Linked DNA regions of Homo sapiens: region 1 is linked to region 2. Evidence: chromatin loops called from intact Hi-C (ENCODE). Cell type or tissue: heart right ventricle. All regions are shown on one strand. Links, peaks and the distances in the headings refer to the core of each region. The heading gives the core; the rest is flanking DNA.

The links. A loop is a pair of places that touch in the nucleus more often than their neighbours do. Peaks named below come from ENCODE experiments on the same cell type or tissue, not always from the same donor. Only the 100,000 strongest peaks of a DNase experiment are listed, where the experiment ranks them.
Region 1: it touches region 2 in a loop (2.6-fold over the local background); 53 of 110 quality-filtered maps call a loop at or near these places.

What each region holds. Positions count from the first base shown.
Region 1 is chr12:43,784,824-43,793,317 of GRCh38, reverse strand. It overlaps IRAK4 (interleukin 1 receptor associated kinase 4), which reads right to left. Exons shown (of 12, transcript NM_016123.4): 11 at 6,761-6,919; 12 at 3,777-6,638. The coding sequence ends at 6,603. Among named protein-coding and RNA genes, the nearest start is that of TWF1, 17 kb to the left of the region's middle. In heart right ventricle, for the core only: no CTCF peak of the experiment used is centred there; a DNase peak (open chromatin) is centred at 3,210.
Region 2 is chr12:43,876,160-43,887,525 of GRCh38, reverse strand. All of the region lies in intron 2 of TMEM117 (transmembrane protein 117), which reads right to left. Among named protein-coding and RNA genes, the nearest start is that of TMEM117, 46 kb to the right of the region's middle. In heart right ventricle, for the core only: a CTCF peak has its summit at 4,766 (motif pointing right); a DNase peak (open chromatin) is centred at 2,293.

The DNA of each region.
Region 1 (8,494 bases), core at 1-8,000, 93 kb after region 2:
TTACAAAAGATGCTGAAATAGCTTTAGAAAGGCTCATCGTTGGGCCGGGCACGGTGGCTCACGCCTGTAATCCCAGCACTTTGGGAGGCCGAGGCGGAGGTCAGGAGATCGAGACCATCCTGGCTAACACAGTGAAACCCCGTCTCTACTAAAAATACAAGAAATTAGCCGGGTGTGGTGGCGGGCCCCTGTAGTCCCAGCTACAGGCTGGGCAGGAGAATGGCGCGAACCTGGGAGGCGGAGCTTGCAGTGAGCCGAGATTGCGCCACTGCACTCCAGCCTGGGCGACAGTGCGAGACTGTCTCAAAAAACAAAAGGCTCATTATTAAAACTTTTAAACATTTAAGCTAAGGCATTTCTACTCAGAGCTAAAATAATGTACTAATGTGCCTGAGGTACGTACTGTAAACAGTTTGGTGTATATCCTTTCACATTTTCTTTGCAAATAGAGCCATAAGTTTCAGGATGGAATTTTTGTTGTTGTTTAGATGGCATCTTGCTCTGTCACCAGGCTGGAATGCAGTGGCGCAATCTTGGCTCACTGCAACCTCCACCTCCCAGGTTCAAGTGATTCTCCTGCCTCAGCCTCGCCAGTAGCTAGGACTACAGGTGTGCGCCACCACGCCCAGCTAATCTTTGTATTTTTAGTAGAGATGGGGTTTCACCATGTTGGCCAGGATGATCTTGATCTCTTGACCTCGTGATCCACCCACCTCGGCCTCCCAAAGTGTGGGGATTACAGGTGTGAGCCACTGCACCCGGCCTGGAATGTTCTTTTTTAAATAAAATACTAATTCTGGGCTTCATACTAGATTTTGACCCAGTAGGTGGGTCCAGGAATCAAATAGTTCTACAAATGATTCATGGCTAGCCATGACTGGGAACAGTTTACCTTAAATCATATAAATTGTAGCTCTCCCCCACCCCAATTCAGCCAACAAACTGAAGTTTTACACTGTACTAGTTATGATAGTGGCACTATCTCATAGAAGAAAGTTTAGGTCTCACTGTTGCCCAGTAGCTTCTACATGATTTGCCCGTGGCTCTCTACCTTCCTTGGTCAGTCTGCTTCAGTTCATTGACAGCTCTCTGTTCCTCTAGTAGACCAAGCACAGCCTCAAGGGCACTGAATGCGTTCCCCACGCTGGATCACTCTAACCCGGTATCTACATGCCTTCCTCACTTACAGGTCTCTGCTCAGGTGTCAGTGTCATCTCCTTAGAGAAGTCTCCCCTAATTTCCCAATCTGATTGTACTCCTTGTTCCTCTCACCTTAATCCTGCTTTATTCCTCCTCATGGCACTTAGGTATTCTATATCTGTGCCCATATTGTCTCTTCCACTAAAATACAAGTTCAATGGGGACAAGAAGCTTAGTTTCATTCACTGCTACATCCTTAGCACCTAGAAGTTTCTATGATATAGTGGGCATTTTTCAATTTATTGAATGAATAAATGAATTTGCCTTTCCTTGAAGAACAGCTGTGAAAGGAGCACATGCCAGCAGTGGTAGGTCACCAGAGGATCTGGCCTCCATCATTTTCTTTCTGGCCACAGGAAAACTCACTAGCACTGGCAAAATCTCTTGCCCTGCGAAAGCCATGGGTTCTACCACACAAAATGGCAGTACTGACCCATTCCTGAGCATCAAATGCCTTCCAGTAGGGATCTTCATTCAGCTGATTCTGTGCTCCAAAAAGATTGATACCAGCCTACTCAACTGTCAGTGCTGCTGCACTACCACCCTCATTTGCTAGGATTCAGCCAGGCTGTAGTTTCTTAGTGAACTCTGGATGGTTAATGGGAAAGAGGCAAGCCATGAACAGGGGTTAGATTGCATTTCTTAGTTTTCTATTACCAAGCTGTATTTATAATAAGACAAACTGGGCCACATCCTTGTGTGTGTGTGTGTGTTTCTGACTGCCACTTACTGGCTACATGACTAAATCATGATTTAGTCATACTAATGCATCACAAACTAGGTGATTTTCAATGTGATCTTCATGGTAGCTTATACCTGTAATCTTCATACTAACGAATAACAAACCATACCATACTAATGCATCACAAACTAGGTGATTTTCAATGTGATCTTCATGGTAGCTTATACCTGTAATCTTCATACTAACGAATAACAAACCATACCATACTAATGCATCACAAACTAGGTGATTTTCAATGTGATTTTCATGGTAGCTTATACCTGTAATCTTCATACTAACGAATAACAAACCATACCATACTAATGCATCACAAACTAGGTGATTTTCAATGTGATTTTCATGGTAGCTTATACCTGTAATCTTCATACTAACGAATAACAAACCATACCACACTAATGCATCACAAACTAGGTGATTTTCAATGTGATTTTCATGGTAGCTTATACCTGTAATCTTCATACTAACGAATAACAAACCATACCATACTAATGCATCACAAACTAGGTGATTTTCAATGTGATTTTCATGGTAGCTTATACCTGTAATCTTCATACTAACGAATAACAAACCATACCATACTAATGCATCACAAACTAGGTGATTTTCAATGTGATTTTCATGGTAGCTTATACCTGTAATCTTCATACTAACGAATAACAAACCATACCATACTAATGCATCACAAACTAGGTGATTTTCAATGTGATTTTCATGGTAGCTTATACCTGTAATCTTCATACTAACGAATAACAAACCATACCGTACTAATGCATCACAAACTAGCCCCCAGATGTGATTTTCATGGTAGCTTATACCTCTAATCTCACACTTTGGGAAGCTGAGGCAGGAGAATTGCTTGAATCCAGAAGTTCAAGACCAGCCTCAGCAACAGAGTGAGATCCTGTCTCTACAGAAAATTAAAAAAAAAAAATTAGCTGGGCACAGTAGCACACACCTGTACTCCAACTACTCAAGGTGCTGAGGCAGGAGGATCACTTGAGCCTGAGAGATCAAGGCAGCAGTAAGCCATGATCACACTGCTGCACTCCAGCATGAGTGACCAAGTGAGACTCTCCAAAAAAAAAAAAAAAAAAAAAAAAGTAGCAGTTTAAAACAACAGCTACCCTCCCTCACAAATCTACAGTTGGCTGACCTCTCATGTCTCATGTATGTTTGTGATCAGCTGGCAGGTGGGCTGATTAAGGATGACCTCATCTGAGATGCCTTGTCTCTGTTTTGCATGGTCTGTCATCAGCAGCATGTTACCCTTGGCTTGTTCTCATGTCAGTGGCAGGGTTCCAAATGAGAGAAGTAGTGCATTAGTGCTTTTGAGACCTGGGCTTGGAACTGACCATCACTTTTTCTGTAAGCAAGTTACAAGGCCAGCCCAGATTTAATGGTTGAGGAAATAGACTTTACTTCCTGATGGGAAAAATTACAAAGCCATATTGCAAAAGGCATCAAATATAATGAGTGGAGAATTGCAGTCTAATACAATGAACAAGGGAAAGAAGTTATTTAATCATTGGGGGTCTCAAAATTTCCTCAAGAAGTAAAAGAATAGAACCTACATTGTAGATTTATCAAATCAGATCATGCTTCTAAAACTCAGCACAATGTTTGGCACAATAACTTTCAACATATGACAGAGAAAATGATTATGATTAATATGATGCACAGACATCGTGTTAGTGGTAAAGATCGCAAACTGATACCAGATGCTAATTTCTGCCACGCAACTTATTAGCTATATAATCTTGGGTAATTTCCTCATCTGTAAAATGTGATTATTACCAAATTCATAGGATTGTTATAAAAATTAAAGCACTTCAAACAGTATTCATAAGTGTTTAATAAAAACAATCTATAACTTAAAAATTACAAATTTATATAGTTAGCCCGTTTTGCATCACTATAAAGGAATAACTGAGGCTGGGTAATTTATAAAGAAAAAAGGTTTGTTTTGGCTTACGGTTCTGCAGGCCATACTAGCACGGCACCAATATTTGCCTGGCCTTTGATGAAGGCCCCAGGAAGGTTACAATCACAATGGAAGGCAAAGGGGGAGCAGACTCTTTTAAGCCACCAGATCTCACACGAACTGAGTGAGAACTCACTCATCACCAGTGGCTCTAAGCCATTCATGAGGGATCATCCACCATGACCCAAACACTTCCCATCAGGCCCCACCTCCACCCCCAACACTGGGGATTACATTTAAACATGAAATTTGAAGGAGACAAACATCTAAACAATGTCATTCTACCCCCAGCCCCCCAAATCTAATGTCTTTCTCACATTGCAAAATATAATCATCCCTTCCCAAAGTCTTAACTCATTCTAGCATCACTCAAAAGTCCTAAGTCTCATTTGAGACTCAAGGTAAGTTCCTGCCGCCTATGAGCCTCTGAAATAAAATATAAGTTATTTATTTCCAAGATACAGTTGGTGGTACAGGCAATAAGTAAAACATTCTTGTCCCAAAAGGGAGAAATTGGCTAAAGAAAGGGGCAACAGGATCCTGGCAAGTCTGAAACCCAGCTGGGAAGACATTAAACTTTAAATACTGGCACTTTGGGAGGCCGAGGCGGGTGATCACGAGGTCAGGAGATCAAGACCATCCTGGCTAACACAGTGAAACCCCATCTCTACTAAAAATACAAAAAAAATTAGCTGGGCATGGTGGCGGGCACCTGTAGTCCCAGCTACTGGGGAGGCTGAGGCAGGGGAATGGCGTGAACCTGGGAGGCAGAGCTTGCAGTGAGCCGAGATCGTGCCACTGCACTCCAGCCTGGGCAACAGAGCAAGACTCCGTCTCAAAAAAAAAAAAAAAAAAGCCCTAACATATTCCTTGATTCCATGTCCCACATCCTGGCACACTGGTGCAAGGGGTGGGCCCTCGAGGCCGTGGGCAGCTCCACTCCTGTGGCTTTGCAGGGTGCGTGGCTTCCCTCATGGTTGAAGTTGAGTGCCTGTGGCTTTTCCAAGCTCAGAGTGCAAGCTGCTGGTGGCTCTACAATTCTCAAGTCTGGAGGGTGGCAGCACCCTTCCCATAGCTCTACTAGGCAGTGTCCTGCTGGGGTCTCTGTGTTGGGGCTCCAACCCCACATTTCAGTACGTACACTATAAGCCTCCCGCTGTACATGCTCTGTATAATTTCCACATACCCCTCAAATGTGGGCAAAACCTGTAAATATCATGGGAAATCATCATGGGAAAAACATCATGGGAGAGTATCTGTATTTGTTTTCTATTACTGAATAATAAATTACCACAAACTTAAAGGCTTAATGTGACCCATTTATTTATTTATTTATTTATGATGGAGTCTCACTCTGTCACCCAGGCTGGAGTGCAGTGGCACGATCTCAGCTCACTGCAACCTCTACCTCCCTGGTTCCAGCTAGTCTCCTGCCTCAGCCTCCCAAGTAGCTGGGACTACAGGTGTCCACCACCACGCTCGTCTAATTTTTGTATTTTTAGTAGAGACGGGGTTTCACCATGTTGGCCAGGCCGGTCTTGAACTCTTGACCTCAGGTGATCTGCCTGCCTCGGCCTCCCAAAGTGCTGGGATTTACAGGTATGAGCCACCACATCCAGCCAATGTGACCCATTATCTCACAGTTCTATATATTAGAAGTCCAGCACAGAACAGATAGATTCTCATACTGAGGATCATGCAAAGCTGAAATCCAGGTGTCAGCCCAGGCTGTGGTTATCATCTGAAGCTTGGAGTACTCTTCTAAGCTGACTCAGATTTTTGGCAGAATTCAGTTCCTTGTGGTTGCAACTGAGGTCCCAATTTTTTTTTCCTGCTTGCTGACAACTGGAAGGTAGGTCTCATCTCCTAGAGGCCACCTTTAGGTTTTAGCCAATGTGGCCCTCTCACATACTTCTTCAAGGCTTACAAGGAGAATTCTTCTTGCAAGGGTTCACTTGATTAGGTCAGGCCCTTTCAACAGTCTCAAAGTGAGTTGTTTAGGAACCTTAACTGCATCTGCCAAATTCCTTCAACTTTGTCATGTAACATAATCTAATAATGGACATATCATTATGGCAGTATCATCAAGGGATATTTTATTTGTGGTTAAATGATTGCTGTGAACACAATCTATAAATATATGACTAATAGGATTTTGTAACTGGCTCTATAAACTTTAAATTTTGTATCATTTTACAATTTACAAAGTGCTTGTATATATTTTGCATCATTTGATTTTCATGACTACCTGTCAGAGAAGCACAGCAGATATTAGCCCAATGTTATTAGTGGCTCACAGCAGCTAAGTGTATGTCCAAAGCTTTACAGCAAATTAGTAGTGGAGTCAGCTGGGCTTCAGATCAGAGTGTTTCCACCCTACATACAGCCCAGGCTCTTTTTGCTAACCCTGTAATTTTCAAACTGTGTTTGGTGATGCTTGAAGGAGATTTCTCAGGGATTACTGTAAGAACTGGGGGTGATACTAATGGGTAGGGCTAAGTGTTGATATGGTGGCTCTATTTTTATATTTTGGAAGTTCAACCCATGCTTTAATAACCACTGTCCTGCAACAGCCTATGCCTTGTTAAAGGTAAAGAAGAATATTTAGGAAAAAAATCAGTTAAAAAAATGGTTGAGATAGGTGTATATAAAAAGTCAAGAGTCTTTTCCAATAAAGTTTTAAGAAGCTGTCATCTCTTGCAGCAGCTGTTGAACCTTTTAAAAAGAAAGAAAAAAACAAAAGAACCACATTATACAGTTGCTTTAAAATATACACTCTGGAAAATATGATGAACCCCACCCCTTTCACTTTTTAAATAAGTATAAAAAATGCATACCTTCTTAATGTCTGGTCTCTTATTTTTCTTTTCATGCAGACATTGACTAGCAACAGAGTACATAGCTTCAACTGAAGTGGAATCAGCATCATTCATCTTTTTATCAATATAATCTTCAATTGTCTTTTCTTCATCTTCAATTTCTTCTTTAATATCTAGCTTTAAAATGAGTGTTAAAACTTTAAGAGCTTCAAATCATAGTGAAAGAAAATAGAATATATATTTTAATTATTTAAATTAATCTACTTTGTAATAACATGTGCTCTCATTTTACTATCTTATCTTAAAACCTTATTAAGAATTGAAGACCCAGCCTGGGCAACATGGTGAAACCCTGTTTCTACTAAAAATACAAAAAATTAGCCAGGCATGGTGGTGCATGCCTGTAATCTTAGCTACTTGGAAGGCTGGCAGGAGAATCGTTTGAACCCAGGAGGCAGAGGTTGCACTGAGCCGAGATCACGCCACTCCAGCCTAGGTGACACAGCGAGACTCTGTCTCAAAAAAAAAAAAAAAAATTGAAGACATACAGGACAAATCCTATGTAAATAAGTACAGCCATCCACCACAAAATGACATTTTGGTCAATTGGTCAATGACAGATCACATATAGATGGTGGTCCCATAAAATTATAATACCGTATTTTTACTGTACCTCTTTTATGTTTACATACACAAACACTTACCAGTGTGTTACAATTGCTTACAGTATTCAGGAGAGTATTATGCTGTATAGCATACGTTTGTAGCCTAGGAGCAATACCATATAGCCCAGGTATGTCGTAGGTCATATCATCTAGGTTTGTGTAAGTACACTCTATGAGGTTCACACAATGAAACTGCCTAACAACACATTTCTCGGAATGTATTCCTGTCATTAGGCAACACATGGCTGGGTATGTGTATATATATATATATAAATATATATATATACACACATATATATATACAAATGTATATTTAATTATTTATACCTCCTAGATACTTCCACCCATTTGCCTTCCAATTTTTATATCTATGTTATGAGCTAATTGCTTATATGTTCCCATTAGCAGCATTTACTAGGTGGGCAGCACAGGGTGGTCTGCTTCTTGATGTGCTTCTAATAGCGCAATTCCAACTTTTGGACCCTGACTCCTCCTCCCTGTACCCAACAAATTTCTCTATGGGTACTAAGGTTGTTGAATCAAAGAGAAAAAAGGAGGGGAAAAAATAGGGAGCAGGCCATGATAAAAAAAAATTAACAGGGAGAGAAGTGTAGGAATAAGATCGTGGAGTTGGGTGAATCATGGTCCCCCAAAACATGTCTATGTCATAATTCCTGGAACCTGTGAATGTGATCTTATTAGGAAAAGAAGGGCCCTTTTAGGTGTAATTAAGTATCCTGAGATGAGATCATTCCAGATTATGGCTAATCCTGGAGGTAAGCCCTACATCCAATGAGCAAGGCAAGATTCTCTCTGGAGTCTCCAGAGAGAGCATAGTCTTGCCCATACCTTGATTTCAGACTCTGGCCTCCAGAACTATGAGCAAATAAATTTCTGTTGCTTTAAGTCACACAGTTTTTGGTATATTTTTATAACAGTCCTAGGAAGCTAATACAGATGAAAAAAACTATTCATGAGAGGTAGGATGTAAACTCTTCAAAACCACTTTCAAAGATAAATTCTGAAAATGTTTGACAACGGCAGAATCTAGTGACATAACGGTTCTTCAGATGATCACTTTTTTAAA
Region 2 (11,366 bases), core at 1,277-9,276:
CCAGTTCCACATTTTAAAGAACATCCTTAGTTTAGTTTCTTGTAAAAGCCCCTATATATGCCACAATAGTTGTCTTCCAACTGTTTAATTTTTCATGATGCTATTTCAACAACCTACAATAATTTGTTTTACTCAGTTTTGTGTACATTGCACAAAACAGCAGGAAGAGAAGTACCTTCTTCACTTTTAACTGGCATTAATCATTACTCTCCCCAGGGAATAGCTATTTATAAGATTCTCAATAACATTTTATCCTAGGAAACTTCCTGAGCACTGGATTCTAGCTTTGTCCCAGGCAGTACTTCTGCTTCTTGCTTTAGGTAAAAATGACAGCAGGTGCAGCCACCCAACCCCTCACTGAAAATAAGTGAGGCCCAGGCCAGGCACGGTGGCACACACCTGTAATCCCAGCAGTTTGGGAGGCCTAGGAGGGCGGGTCACTTGAGGTCAGGAGCTCGAGACCAGCCTCACCAACATGGTAAAACCCCATCTCTACAGAAACATATAAAAATTAGCTGGTTGTCGTGGCATGTGCCTGTAGTCCCAGCTACTCCAGAGGCTGAGGCATGAGAATTGCTTGAACCCAGGAGGCAGAAGTTGCAGTGAACCGAGATCACGCCACAGCACACCAGTCTAGACAAGAGAGAGAGACTCTGTCTCCAAAAAAAGAGAAAATAGGTGAGGCCCACGGACACATAGAGCGGAACAATTCACACTGGGGCCTTTCTGGGGATGGAGGGTGGGAGGACAGAAAGGATCACGAAAAATAATTAATGGGTACTAGGCTTAATACCTGACTAATGAAATAACGTGTACAATAAACCCCCTTGACACACATTTACCTATGTAGCAAACCTGCACATCCTGCACATGTACCCCTGAACTTAAAAGTTAAAAAAAAGAAATGGCTACCTCGCCAGAAAAAAAACATTTCTCAAACCTATGTCCCCCTCAAATTATTGCTGTCTCTTTCCTCACCTTCAAAGCCCAATTTTTTAAGCTATGCAAGCTGTTTGAATTTGCCTAAGTACTATTTACTCCTGAACCAACTGCAATCTGACTTCTATCCCCACTCCACTGAAATATCTTTTATAAAATCTTAAGTGATCTACATACAAATCTAAGTGAAACATCCCAGTCCTTCCCTACTTGACCATTTTGTTGTTGTTGTTGTTGAAATACTCTCTTGTCTTGATGCCTATGACACCATACTCTCTTAGATATTTCCTCCATCTCTAGCAATTCTTCTTCCTCTTCTTTGCAGGTACACCGCCCTCTATATGTCCCTTATATTCCTTAGTCCCTGTTCTCCTCTCTCTTTACCTCCTTAGATGTTTTCTTGTAATCTTGTCTCCAGGATTTTCCACCATTAATCCTTCTTTCTGCTGCCAAAGTGATCTATACCATCTATCTAAATTATTACTCTACTGCTTAAGATCTTTTAATGCCTCTCTATAGCATATGGGATATATAATATGATACACAAGGTTCCCCCATGTCATGCTGACTGCCTTTATCTCTATCCCAACTTATGCTCAATATTCTAGAAATACCTCATTAGTTGTAATTATCTGTGCTCAACATACTGTTTCATAGTAAAATGTCTCATACCTGGAATGCTTATTCTCTTGTCCGTACTTAGCTAACTTCTACCTATTCTTTCAAATTAATCTCTTGTGTAACCATCTCCAGGAAGCCTTCACTGGTTACCTCTGGTTGAACTAAATGTCTGTCTTCTGTATTCTGAGAGCTTCCTGTGCATATCTGTATTACTGCTTCTACCATATTATGGTGAAATTTATTGTATACATATTTGTCTCACACGCTAAGGTTAAAGCTTTTTTATTTACACTTGGTCTTAGCCAAAAAGCCAAAAAGTAATAAATCTTCTTTATTAAAAAAAAAATAAAGTATATATTTATGCCTAAAAAGAAAACTCCCAAAAGTATTAACAGTAGTCATCTCAAAATGGTAAATTATAGATACTGTTCTTTTTTTCCCTCTTGGCTGCGTTTCCCTAATGTTTTACAATGAATTCACATTTGTTTTTTTAAAAAAAGTTCTTTCTCATGAAAATAAACTGTATCTGGATATCAAAAAAAAAAAGAAAAGAAAAGAAAAAGAAAATAGGGGAGGCCCTTAAATCTCTATGAAAGCAAGAGAACAAGTCAGGAGGGAAGCTGTACTCTATTCTCTTTGAAGCACTCACATGTTGACAACAAGCCTACACAGGCACAGGGCATGCTGATCTCAAAACAGTGTCCTTACACAGCCCGCCCTGACTAGGACCAATACACACAAAGCTGAATTGTTCACACCAAAAGAGGTCAGGTGGACATCCTGCTCTCAAGAGACTGTGATTGCTACGAATCCATGAAGTGTTTATTGGCTTGCTGCCTCACTTTCATAAATGGGATGGGATAGGTGTCTCGGGTAGCGACTATCTGGGGCCTGTATTGCGCAGGCAGTTAGAATAATTTACCAAGACATTAGTAAGTAAAGAAAAGCAGATTTATTAGAGAAAGCAGAAAGTATGAAAATACGTTGCGAGCGTGCCATGGGCAAGTCAGCAAGAGTGGAGCTGACTGCAAGGAGACAAAGGCTTGCTGGGGATTTTATAGGATGGTGCTTGTGCTGTGTGCTGAAGAGAGCTTTGTGCAGTACTGATAATGCCAAGAATGCAGTGTGCTAACTTGTAGGGTCTGGTGGTAAGTTGAATGCAGGAAGATTGTGAGTTATTTGTGCAGGAGGGCTACATGTCCTGGACCAGGAAGAAAGGCAGACTTAGCTTATCTGCTTTTTCTTTTGGCTTTCCCCTGTTCCCACCAGCCTGAGACTTTTTCCCTAATTAGGACTCCACGACAGGCAAACAAAACAGTAAGAGTGGAGCAAGAATATGGAAGATGGTAGAGACAGTTGCTTGGAAGATTCCACTTAAATGAATCCTTCCCTACCAAGAAAAGCCAATTGTCTTTTTTGGACAGACATGGGATCAAAACCCCCTCATCAACAGAAGCCTTTACTGGAGGCCATGAAACAAGCATAGATTTCTGGAAATGCTAGAGAGAACTGAACAGAAGTTATCACTAAAACAAATACTATAAATCTAAAAATAGCCTTTTTGGGAAAATGAGTTTGAATGAATTTTTTTATTCCATTGAGATTTACCTAATAAATAATACAATATAATAATATATACTATTTCATATACTGATCTAAAAGTATATTACCACATATCAACTCATGAAAGCATTTTAATTAATAAGCAAAGACAATATTTTCATACAAGTAAAATAGTCATTTCAGCTCTCTGCTGTCAATATGGGTAAATTTTGGCTCCTTTCACTAATAGAGTAATACAATCTTTCTTTCTTTCTTTTTTTTTTTTTTTTGAGATGGTATCACTCTGTTGCCCAGGCTGGAGTGCAGTGGTGTGATCATGGCTCACTGCAGCCTTGACCTTCTGTGCCCAAGAGAGCCTCTCACCTCAGCTTCCTGAGTAGCTGGACTACAGGCGTGAGCCATCACGCCCAGCTAATTTTTGTATTTCTTGTAGAGTCAGGGTTTTGCCATGTTGCCAAGGCTGGTCTCATACTCTTGGGCTCAAGCAATCCTCTGACCTCAGCCTCCCAAAGTGTTGAGATTATAGGCATGAGCCACTATGCCTGGCTACAGGCCACTCTTACTATATTTCCTCCCTTAGAATAGAGTTGCTTGGCTAGATCCTTGTTTGGGGTTTTTTTTTGTTTTTTGTTTTTTTTTTTGTCTTTCATACAAAGAAAGAATGGTATTTGTGTTATGTTTTCATCATCTGAACGTTTTTCACATTTTTACTAGGTTCCAAAGAAGGTAATATGCATAACTAAAGCACAATTTTAGAAATGGGCTGCCAGGGTCTCTACATTAAAAGGAAATCCAACTGATTCATTCCCTTATAACCACTCATAACTATTCTTACATCAGCCTGAAAGGCAATAAGTGGTTTTGGAAATCTTTATTTAGCTGATAGCTGGATGTTGGCTCATATTTTAACTGTCTTACTGTTTCTGGTTAATGTAATTCCAAATTATGAGAAATCTATTTTGTTCTCAGTATTTAAGATCTCAGCTATTTCATAGTTATTTTTGGCAGGCTTTGTATATGAAATGCGGTGATGAAGAGATATGACTTGAATAATCATATGTACTATAATACATCAAGAAGAAACAGAAAAAGACAAGAAATACATGATCCTGAGCCTTTCAACAATGTTTCTCTTTTTAAATGCATGTCTCCAAAATAACTAAAATCACTTCTTGAGAAAATGTAATAGGGCTTATTTATTATACCTCTTCTTCCTCATTTATCTAATGAAGCTTACTTGTATATACTAAATAACCTAAACATCCTCAAGTTTTACATTATAAAGAACAAAAATATAGAACTCTTCTCCTTTTTATAATGGATACAAAAACCACCATTGGAAACTTTTGGGAAAAATAACCCAAAAACTCAAATAAGAACTTTGCAATTTTAAAAAGCACTCCAAATCAGAATGCTCTTATTATATTGTCTCAACCTTAGCCTTGTGTAACTAAGAAAAATAAGTCCCAGAACTGAGATGAGCTTCAATTATAAAAGATGCTGCAGAGAAATGAACATCTTTATCGTTAATCTTAGTTTTTTTCCTCCAAACACCTGAAATGAATTTTTTTGCCAATTCCAGAATCTTAAAGTCTACATCTGATCATCGAATAAGCTGCTATGTTCAGTATATACCACCAGAAGGTGCCCTTGCCCAAGGAAGAAAGCCTCCTTTCCATACATGCACAGCTAAACTCCACAACATTTATGCTCATTGACCTAAAGTGAATTTAAAATCAACTTTTTATAGATGAAACCTCTTAGAGAAGAGCAAACTCTTCAGGTACTTCTAATGAAATTTTTGATGTGAGACAACAGAAAGTAGTGCTTGCAGAACGTGCAGACCTCTTTAAACTGTCCTCAAAATATGGGGTAAAGTGAGGTAATTTGGTAAAGAAGGATAAAGGATATAAACATAATATTTCTTTTTTTTTTTTTTTTTGAGATGAAGTTTCACTCTTGTCCCCAAAGCTGGAGTGCAATGGTGTGATCTTGGCTCACTGCAACTTCCACCTCCCGGGTTCAAGCGATTTTCCTGCCTCAGCCTCCTGAGTAGCTGGGATTACAGGTGCCTGCCACCAAGCCTGGCTAATGTTTGTATTTTTAGTAGAGACGTGGTTTCACCATGTCGGCCAGGATGATCTTGAACTCCTGACCTCAGGTGATCCGCCCGCCTTGGCCTTCCATAATATTTCTATGCCAAGACTGCTTAGAGAAGTACTGTGCAAGAGGAATATAATGCAAGCTTCACACATAATTTTAAATTTTTTAGTAAGTACATTTTTAAAGTCTTTGTTGTTGTTGTTGTTTTTTAGTTTGTTTGTTTTTTTTGAGACGGAGTCTTGCTCTGTCTCCCAGGCTGGAGTGCAGTGGCTCGATCTGGGCTCACTGCAAGCTCCGCCTCCTGGGTTCACGCCATTCTCCTGCCTCAGCCTCCTGAGTAGCTGGGACTACAGGCGCTTGCCACCACGCCCAGCTAATTTTTTGTATTTTTAGTAGAGATGGGGTTTCACTGTGTTAGCCAGGATGGTCTGCCCACCTCGCCCTCCCAAAGTGCTGGGATTACAGGCATGAGCCACTGTGCCTGGCCTTTTTTTTTTTTTTTTTTTTTTGAGACAAGAGTTTCACTCTTGTTGCCCAGACTGGAGTGCAATGGGGCCATCTCAGCTCACCGCAACCTCCACCTCCTGGGTTCAAGCGATTCTCCTGCCTCAGCCTCCTGAGTAGCTGGGATTACAGGCATGCACCACCACACCTGGATAATTTTGTAGATTTAGTAGAGATGGGGTTTCTCCATTTTGGTCAGGCTGGTCTCAAACTCCCAACCTTAGGTGATCCGCTGGCCTTGGCCTCCCAAAGTGTTGGGATTACAGGCATGAGCTTCCACGCCCGGACTTAAAGTCTTTCAAGAGTGAAATTGATTTTAATTTCCTATTTTACCTAATCAAATATATCTAAAATATTATCATGTCAACACATAATCAATATAAAAAGTATTAGTAAAATATCTTACATTTTCTTTGTATTCACTGCACTCCAGCCTGGGTGACAGAGAGTTCTTATGCTTACTGACACAAAGGAATGCACAAATGCTTTTCTCTAAATATCATATGAAAATAATTGGTCTAATTTCCCTTCATCTCTGTAATCTTTGGACTGCATAATAACCTACAAATATAAAGTAAAGTAAAATAAATCCTAGCCTTGTTTAATAATATCTATGTTCCTGATAGCACCAAACATAAAATATATAGGCATGTATAATAGACCAAAAATTGCAAGTTCCCATATACATAAGATGAACAGTGAATAGTACATGTCATGTGTATAATAAAATAAACAAGCATTAAAAAGTAGATTTAACAAGCATCTCCTTGTTGTCGGTTTTAGAATTCTCTATTCAACCAGCTCTGTGAGTTAGAATTTTCTGAATCACAGGTAACAAGAACATAAAAGTCCTATTTATCATCCAGATTCTCTTCTTTCATAATAAATTATACTTTTACATGAAGAATGGCAAGTTGATACAAAACTATTCTTAACAAAAATGAAAAGGGTTGACTTCTTATTAGGCCATAAGGTCCTGAAAGTAGACTGGGTTTTATTTTTCCTGTCAAGCAAGAGCACAGTTTAAAAGACAACCTTGTTTCTTTTACAAGATGTGTTTATGAGAGCAGTGAAATACAATCACTTTGAAATACTGCAGCAGCAAGAGGTCACACCACTCTGGCTCTGTGGAAAATGGCTCAAGGGAGACTGTCTCAGCCTGCAGGAGATCTTTAGGGACCCCTGCACCCAGTTCCAAGGCACCATTAATTGATGCTGGGCAAAACCGGACTTTTACATTAAGAACAACAGTATGCCCAGGAGGAGCTGGCATTCATCTGCAATTCCTTATACTCCCCAAATTTCTACAAAGTCTTAACTGCTTAATTCTGCAAGATAATTTTGAAATTAGACATGAGTAGCTGACAGGCTGATTTTTCTTTCTGCACAGGAAAAAAAAAAGGAATAAAAATTGAAGTTAGAAAGAAATTTTTTTAAAAAAGTTATGTAACCATGTAACATGGTTGGTTTTATGTTATTGTATTCAAATAACAGTATATAGTGCAAGTAGTTATGAAAAGTAATAAAAAAGCAAAAGCCACCCTGATAAAGAAAACAATGCCTTACGATAGTGGGTAAATTTATAATTTATAGGAGCCTTTACATCCTCCTATTTGATCTTCATAAATTCGTAGAATTGAGGACAGGCATTATTACTTTATTTTATAAATGAGAAAACTAAAGCTTGGAAAATTTTGTACTAAAAGTTGATGAAATAGGGAAGTATGAAAAATGCTACCTGAAAAATATTAGAGACACTCCAATGACTTGAAGAAAGCTTTAATTTATATTCCTTACAAATGAATTATTCTTCTGTCTTGGTAGAAACAGATTTCCTTCCTAAAGGTCTATTACAGCCTTCATGTAATTTTTTTCTAGCCAGCTGGAATCACTTTCAATCTTGCTCAAGTGAAGGGAACCTCTTGGAGGCTTAGCAGCACCTTCTGCAGCAATGTGGCTCTTTCTACGAGTACACTCTCAATTATTCAAGATAACACAGGAAGGCCTGGAGATAGATTACTCCAAAGGCAGCAGAAACAAATTAACAGTTAGTTGAATTAGATAAACTTGAATAAATTAGTGTTTCAAACTATGCATGCTGATACAATGTACATTGATGAAATACGTAGAAAGGAGTTGGGGCTCTCCAAAAATACAGCAAGCAGGCACAGTAGGATGGTTTAGAATCAAACTATGGAGATGACATAGCCCTCATTAGACCCAGAATTAGGAGGAGGCACAACTTGTACCTCTACTGGTTAGCTATACGCATTGATACACTTAATCTCATCCAATAGCAAAATATATTTGCATACTACTTTGAGGCCTGCACTGAGAAGACATATAAGTTTGCTTCAGAGTGATATGGCACTCACACTGACCTCACCAACAGGGAGCAATGGAGTTGCATATGCAATTATACACTGAAATATACAGTAGTCACCAATGACCCCCATGGAAACTTTTGTTTCTATTTTAGTATTTAATTTCATTGACATTGAATACAATGCTTTAAACTGTTTTGATGATAAAGTTTTAGCAAACATAAAATAAAATCTGCCTTATTCATTAACTTATTATCACTTATTTATGATCTATGTCAAAATTATAGTTTGATTTTGAATTCTGAGGCTCGCACAGGAATAGAACAATTTCAGTATATCCTTTGATAAAACTGTTCATATGTGTATCCATTATCTACCTATATTAAAAATAATATTAACATACAGGGTTTTCAGATCCCTGATCTGATCATGCTTGACAAACTTATTCATTCATCAGCATTTATGACTAGCATTTATCATTTAACGCAAGTATTACTGGCTAATCAAGTATAAATACAGTATTCCAGGAACTTCTTTCACTAGATATTTTCAATATATCATTGGTACACATTTATGAATGGTCACCTGCCATATTTAATTCACTGTGTCAACATCTCTGTTCACAGACATTGAATGATCAAGATTTTTTCCATGAGCAATAACCAATTTTACTTTTCCAAATAAAGTTTTTATTTCACTTTTGTTCTCCAAGTTTCTAAACTTTCTCATTTTAAAATGATTTTACATAGTGCTACTAGGCTTAAAATTTTCTAAGACATACCAAGGTTTTTCCTTTTTAATATTTACTTCTCTCCTTCAGAAAGACAAAATTTTAATCAAAATCACAGCATACATCTAGTGAGTTAATAAAAGCATGCATTTAGCTACAACCTATTGTTGTCACCTTATTTTATTCTATATTTTTAGCTGTAACAAAAATTGTTCCTTCCTCTTATCAATAGAAAAGTATAGATTATTTCTGAAAACAATTTCTTAAATTGAAACATTTTTGCTATTTCATCCTCTATTTCCTCTTCTAAAAAAATTGGTTGTTTGACATGAACCAGACCAGGATGTAAGCTGACCATATTTTCAGCAGCCTTTCTGAGGATGATTACCTCTGAGAACATCAATGACTTGAGAAATCGCAACAGTTTAGCTGTTATCTTGTGTAAAATAATATACCAATTAAGCTAACTATAAAAGTGATCCTGACTTCAGGACACACTCTTTAAAGCCCTGAAATTCCTCCGAGAACTACAGGAAGCTGTCTAGTTTGAAAGCACAGTTTGCAGAAAAGTCAGAGTGGTTTGTTAAGGCTGCAGAAAAGTCAGAGTGGTTTGTTAAGGCCCTGATTTTTTCTTTGTCTTCCTTATTTACTTTTTCTTACAAAAGCAAAACTTTTTTTCATTGTAAAACGTGAAACAATCCTAAGATATACATGCACACACTAAGATACAGTTTTAAGAACTTGAGTGTATCCTTTCACAGCTTCCTGTACATTCAAACAAATCATAAACATATATAAAGTATTATTCTGTCTGTGTGTGTGTGTGTGTGTGTGTGTGTGTGTGTGTGTGTTTTGTTTTTACAAAAAAAGAACCATACTATCCATATTACTTTGCAACTGGTATTTCTCACTTAGTATCATGGGCATTACCATGAGTTAACAGATCTAAACCAAGGGCTACATAATATTATGTAACATGAATGATCCACATTTTATTCAAACTTTTTCTTATATGTGGTCATTCACACTGATTTCAGCTATTAGCTGCTACAAGCCCTCAAAATATTACATATATGTTTATACAAAAACACTTTTTTTTTTTTTTTTGAGACCGAGTCGCACTATGTCGCCCGGGCTGGAGTGCAGTGACACGATCTCTGCTCACTGCAACCTCCACCTCCCGGGTTCAAGTGATTCTCCTGCCTCAGCCTCCCAAGTAGCTAGGATGACAGGTGCCCACCACTATGTCCAGCTAATTTTTTGTATTTTTAGTAGAGACAGGATTTCACAATGTTGGCCAGGCTGGTCTCGAACTCCTGACCTCAGGTGTTCCACCTGCCTCGGTGTCCCAAAGTGCTGGGATTACAGACGTGAGCCACCGCACCCAGTCAAAACTACTTATATTTCTATGAGATAGATTCTCTCAATTAGTGGGTCAAAGATTATAGCTTCTTTTCAAAAATTTATATTTCTCCAAATTGAAGATCAAAGTTCATAGGACAACCTGGAAATATATACCAAGTGAAAAATGTGCACATTCTTTGACTCAAAAATTCTAATTCTAGGCATTTTTCTTAAATATATTGTGCAAATGAGCATAATTTTTAATGTATGTATGTACATGGACATTCTTTGAAGCTCTGTTTATAAAAGAGGAAAATAGAAAACACCCCAAATTCAAGAAAACTATGAAATAAATTATGTTAGACACACTCAATGGAACAATAAGCAGACATTAAAATTGGGTTTATACTATACATTACACATTATGAAAATATATGCTTATTGACACAGTAAGATGTTTAAAAATAAGAAAAATTAATTACATGTCACTGTCATAAAATAATTTAAAAGAGAGGGGTATTGAGGGAAAGGATATGACAAAATACTAGTAATACTTATTTCTATATAGTATTTTAAACTAAGTATAATTATTTACTTCATAGGTCTTGTTTATCCAACATTTATTCAACAAATATTTACTGAGTATCTATATATCAGAAACTATGCTAAGCACAGCATTGGAAAACGCAATACCTTAATGAAAATTATCCTGTGTGTCTATGAGGCAGGAAGAAAGTGGAAGCTCAGAAAAGGTGAGGGGAGGGGAGCTTCAGAAGGTAGACAGGACAGGTTAAAGGCTCAAAAAATATTTGAAATTGTATAATCATTCTAACAAGGCTGTGAGATATTACCATATTCAGTGCACTGCAAAATTTCTATAAATTGTCCAAGATTACTGAGCAAATAAGAATGTCTTCTCCATCCTCTTATCCTCCATCTGGCAGCTAGATATGAGCTGAGTTTCCTAGAAAACGACATCTTGAAGATCAACCTAAGCTCTTGAATGACCCTAGAAATGACAAGACAATATCAGAGGAAACCAAGTTGAAAGCCCACAGTCTGGTTGGGCCCCGCATGGCAAGAAGGTGTGTCTCAACTCTAGGAAACAACAGAGACTCAGAGAGCAAAATCAGCCAGAGAATGCCACCACACCTGAACAATCCTAGATAAATCAAATCATGAGTTACACTAGCTGTTGTTCTTCATCATAAATGCAAGGTGAACAATAACCGGAAAGG